Linked DNA regions of Homo sapiens: region 1 is linked to region 2. A link is an interaction called in ENCODE POLR2A ChIA-PET data of the cell type or tissue named here. Cell type or tissue: A673. All regions are shown on one strand.

Region 1 (2,500 bases), 140 kb after region 2:
GGATCACTTGAGGCCAGGAGTTCCAGACCAGCCTGGCCAACATGGCGAAACCCCGTCTCTACTAAAAGTACAAAAATCAGCAGGATGAGGTGGCACATGCTTGCAGTCCCAGTTACTCAGGAGGCTGAGGCATGAGAATAGCTTGAACCTGGGAGGTGGAGGTTGCAGTGAGCTGAGATTGGGCCACTGCACTCCAGCCTAAGCGACAGAGCGAGAGCCTGTCTCAAAAAAAAAAAAAAAAAAAAAAAAAGAAAAGAAAAAGAACCAGTCAAACTACCAGTCCACAGAAGATACTGGGGATAGAGGAATAGGTTAAAGTAAACAAAAGAACCAAGATGAAATCGGCCAAATCCAGAATGTGGGGAATTTTACAGAGAAAATCACAGTTTCTTTAAAAAACAAATTCAAATTCATAAAGAAAGGGGAAGGGCTATTATAAATAAAAAGAGGCTTGTGAATCACAGAATTTATCTTCTAAATGGAGAGAATTTTATGAGAGGAAGTTTTATTTAATAGCTATCCCAGACAATGGACATGAACTGGGATCACACTACTCAGAAGTGTCAATCATGTGGAAGGGCTTTCTTTTTCTCATTATCATTTTTGTTTATGTGTGTGTTTTCTGAAATAGAATCTAATCAGATAATTTGAACAAACACAGTCTAAATATTAAATGATAAAGTCTTTACCTGTTAGAAATACATCCTGAAATGTTAACAGGTAAGATGGTAAGTTATCTGTCTTCTGCTTTCAAACACTAGTGGGAGTGGATGTGGGAAAAATATATGAAAAAATATTGATAAAATGTTGATAAATATTGATGCTGTGTGATGGGTCCATGGAATTCATTATATTGCACTTTTCCTTTTATGTTTGACAATTTTTATAATATAAAGTTCCTTGAAATGTTTAACATCACCCACCATGGCAGAAGGCATTTCTGGCTTTGATTTCCTTATGATGACAGATACACTCCCACAACTCTTACTTGCCAAAAAAATACTGGTTAGACTTAGTCATAAAATGGAAATCTCAAAGGGAAATCTTTAAAGAAGAAACAGCTGGTTTGGCTCAAAGGAAATGTAAAAATCAGTTTTTACTTTCCTACTGAAAGATGCACTCAGAGTTCTTTTCTGAACTCACAGTGGGTGGTTTGGAGCATGTGGACACAGGGATTTGTAAGAACTCAGTGATGAGGTTCACACAGCTTTGAACATAAAACTGAGTCCGCAGCCCCAATTTGAGATTATTCTATTCTCTGTTCTTGGCAAAAAGTTGTAATTTTCATTTCTGCCAGCCATAAAATAAAATCTATTTATGGGGTAGAAGAAACTTCAAAAGCTATTTCTGAGTAAAGTCTGTATTGACATTGGATACGTGTCTATTTTAATCATGTATTTAAGTATTAAAATTTTTTATTTTGGAGAATTGCTCTAAGTATGCATAAGCATAGCTTAAGCATTATCTAAATGATTATTCATCTTTACCTTGAAACTAGACAAAAAGCAAAAGTGTACAGCTGTGCTTTTAAATTGTCTTCATATTTGAAGCATGTCTTTTAATAGTTTTGTATCTGCCTGACATTTAGAGCAGTTAAACTAACAAACTACAAGCTTTCTGAGACTCTGGTCCAACTATTTTTCATGGTTTTCAAATGCAAAATAATAAAAGTTCTTCATGTAATTTTTTATATGTCAGATTCCATTTCAGGCATTGGCATTTATAAGAATTATGGAAAAGCTGGCTGGGCATGGTGGCCTACACCTGTAATCCCAGCACTTTGGGAGGCCAGGGTGGGTGGGTTACCTGAAGCCAGGAGTTCGAGATCAATCTGGCCAACATGGTGAAACCCTGTCTCTACTAAAAATACAAAAATGAGCCGGGTGGGTGCCTGTAATTCTAGCTACTCGGGAGGCTGTGGCATGAGAATCACTTGAACCCGGGAGGTGGAGGTTGTGGTGAGCTGAGAAAAATATTAGAGATCTATGTTAATGAAAATTAAATTCATTACAATGAATGAAATATAGTTTCCAGGAAACTTCAAGAAAATCAAACATTTTGCAATAGGACTATTTTTGAAAAGAAATTTTAAAACTATCATTTTCACAAGAGGTTCTTCAGTGATTTAGAATCTCAAACCGTCAAGTCTAAGAGATATTATGCTTTAAAGACAATGCAGTATTACTGAGTTCTTGAAAGAAATGCTATTACCAATATGAGCACAAGTTGCCTTAATTTTTAATTTTTTTTCTAATTAAAGGCACCTACATACATTTTTAAAAATTTTTCTTCAGAAAGAGCAAGAGGAGTCAGGGTAGATTAAAAAAATATTTCAGGCTGGGCACAGTGGCTCATGCCTGTAATCCCAGCACTCTGGGAGGCCGAGGCGGGCGGATCACCCGAGGTCAGGAGTTCCAGACCAGCCTGATCAACATGGAGAAACCCTGTCTCTACTAAAAATACAAAATTAGCTGGGTGTGGTAGTGCATGCCTGTAATCC
Region 2 (2,500 bases):
GGGAATCATTTCCCCATTGCTTGTTTTCATCTGGTTTGTTGAGGCTCAGATTGTTGTAGATGTGTGGTGTTATTTCTGGGGTTCCATTGATCTATATGTCTGTTTTGGCACCAGTAATCTGGTACTTTTTTATGTATTGATAGCCTCAGTTGTTTTGGCTTTGTGTACATTTATTCCAAGGTCACTTCCTTCTATAAACTCTGGAGGTTATGGTCTAAAATTATTGTCATTCTGATCTCTTTAAATTTTCTCTTTGCCTTTTTCTTGACTACTTTGATTTAGAATGAAAAGCCTTGACAAATCTTTATCCTGAACACTGTCTTTGAGGATTCTCATAAGTGTGGGCCATTGTTTGATTTGAAATTTACTTGAAGAAAATGGTTTCCCTTCACAAAACACTATTATCTGTCTAGTAATATACTTTATTATTTTTATATGTAATTTGGGCTTGTTGTACACAGCATTTTTGGTTTTACTGATTTTTTGCTCTAATGTCATCTGCTTGTTTTGGTCAACAAGGTTGTATATAGGTCATGTAACATTTATACAATTAGAATATAATATTTAATATCTTAGTATAAAAAGGAAAGCAGTGCATTCTTTTTAGTTTTTTTTTTTTTTTTTAAGTTTCGTTTATAGTGGGCACTAACAGCTTAGTCATCCCTCCTTTAAATGATTATACTGCTTTTCCCCTGGCAGGTCGTAGTAATAGTTTGAGAAGTAAAAAGAATCTTAAAGATTAAAAGTTCCTTGGGGCCTCCATGATTCAATATTGTGTCTCCAGCGTCTAGAAGAGTCCCTGACACATAGTGTGATTTTTTGATTTGGCAAATAAATATGAATCAATGTTAAACAACTATTTTTACATGAAGGCCAGTTCAGAAAAAATAAAAATATTTCTTGGTATCATGCCTTTTATTACACTTTTAAACATTCAAAGTACAAATAACTATTAAATCCAAGAGAGGATAAAGTACATTTAGGTATGTACACACACATATTTACATACATATATGTTCTTACAACCTAGATTACATATATTATTGACTAAAAGGACATCATTGAGGATGTTGGCACTGTTTTTAGCTGATAGAAGAGCCTATTTGATAAATAGAAGGAACTTTGTAATCTTTCATCCTATGTATCGGTTTATCTTACAAGAATCTCCTAAGTTCATTTGTATGTGCTTGCCATTTCATTTTTCATTCTTAAAACAGCTAATTTTTTTTTTTTTCTTTTTTTTTTGGAGACGTTGCCTTGCTCTGTCACCCAAGCTGGAGTGCAGTGGCGCCATCTCGGCTCACTGCAACCTCCACCACCCAGGTTCAAGTGATTCCCCTGCCTTGGCCTCCCAAGGAGCTGGGATTACAAGTGTGTGCCACCATGCCTGGCTAATTTTTGTATTTATAATAGAGATGGGGTTTCACCATGCTAGCCAGGCTGGTCTCAAACTCCTGACCTCAGGTAATCTGCCCACCTTGGCCTCCCAAAGTGCTGGGATTACTGGCGTGAGCCACTGCACCCAACCGCTCATACATTTTTTAAGGTGAAAAAATAGCAGAGTCAATTTACTTTCCCAAGATATCCACTACTGGTTACTTGTCAAGACATTTTATCAGAGATATTTTTAAATTTTTTTAATTTTTAAAATTAAAATAAAATTTTAAATATTTTTAAATTTTACCGTGCTGGCTTAAATATTGTCATTCTTTTCTAATATTCCTATTCATAGTTTCATTTTGTTGTAAGAGTAGGGGATTACTTTAGAAGTAGGGTTATCAGATTTAACAGATGAAAAATACAGGACACCAGTTAAATCACTTTTTCTTCTATTTAAATATTTCAGAATAACAAATATTATTCCATGTAAGTGTGTGTGTCTCTTTCAATATTTGGGACATACTTATTCTAACAAATAGTTTGTTGCTTATTTGAAATTCAAATGTAATTGGTTGTTATGTATTTTATATGGCAACTATATCTAGAAAAGACCTCCCCACCCCCGCCCCCTGTTCTCTCACCTTCATTTTTCCAGAATTTCCAAGGAATGTTTTACTTTGGTTTAGTTATAATGTTAAAAGCATTGTTGTATGCATTGTAATTAGTACTTTGTATATCGTAGTTTCTTCACAGGACCAGCACTTTTTTGCAGTGTCTAATTTTTTGCCTGGTTCTTTTTAAATTCATTTTTGACAGTCATCAAGGAAACATCTAACTTACAGGGCTCTGCCTTTTTCAATTGTCAGCTTGTTTAAACATGAGCTGTAGAAAAGACAAAAAACTGTCTTTTTTTTCCCCCTCAACTTTTAAGTTCAGGGGTACATGTGCAGGATGTGGAGTTTTGTTACGTAAGTAAACGTGTGCTATAGTGGCAAAAAAAACTTAGTCTTAAAGATGTTACTGCTAACTTTCATCAGATTCTATTCATGCCAAGAATGAAAATGAATCCCACATTATGAGTCTGGATAGAAACCAAAATGACCACTTATTATAATCGCTG

What was found. Peaks named below come from ENCODE experiments on the same cell type or tissue, not always from the same donor. Only the 100,000 strongest peaks of a DNase experiment are listed, where the experiment ranks them.
Region 1: POLR2A ChIA-PET joins it to region 2 with 5 read pairs; 3 of 35 experiments call an interaction of 5 or more read pairs at or near these places.

The regions. Positions count from the first base shown.
Region 1 is chr4:105,245,465-105,247,964 of GRCh38, reverse strand. All of the region lies in intron 6 of TET2 (tet methylcytosine dioxygenase 2), which reads right to left. All of the region lies in intron 2 of TET2-AS1 (TET2 antisense RNA 1), which reads left to right. Among named protein-coding and RNA genes, the nearest start is that of TET2, 100 kb to the right of the region's middle. In A673, no CTCF peak of the experiment used is centred here; a DNase peak (open chromatin) is centred at 1,084; H3K27ac peaks cover 902 bases.
Region 2 is chr4:105,387,571-105,390,070 of GRCh38, reverse strand. All of the region lies in intron 9 of PPA2 (inorganic pyrophosphatase 2), which reads left to right. Among named protein-coding and RNA genes, the nearest start is that of TET2-AS1, 36 kb to the right of the region's middle. In A673, no CTCF peak of the experiment used is centred here; no DNase peak of the experiment used is centred here.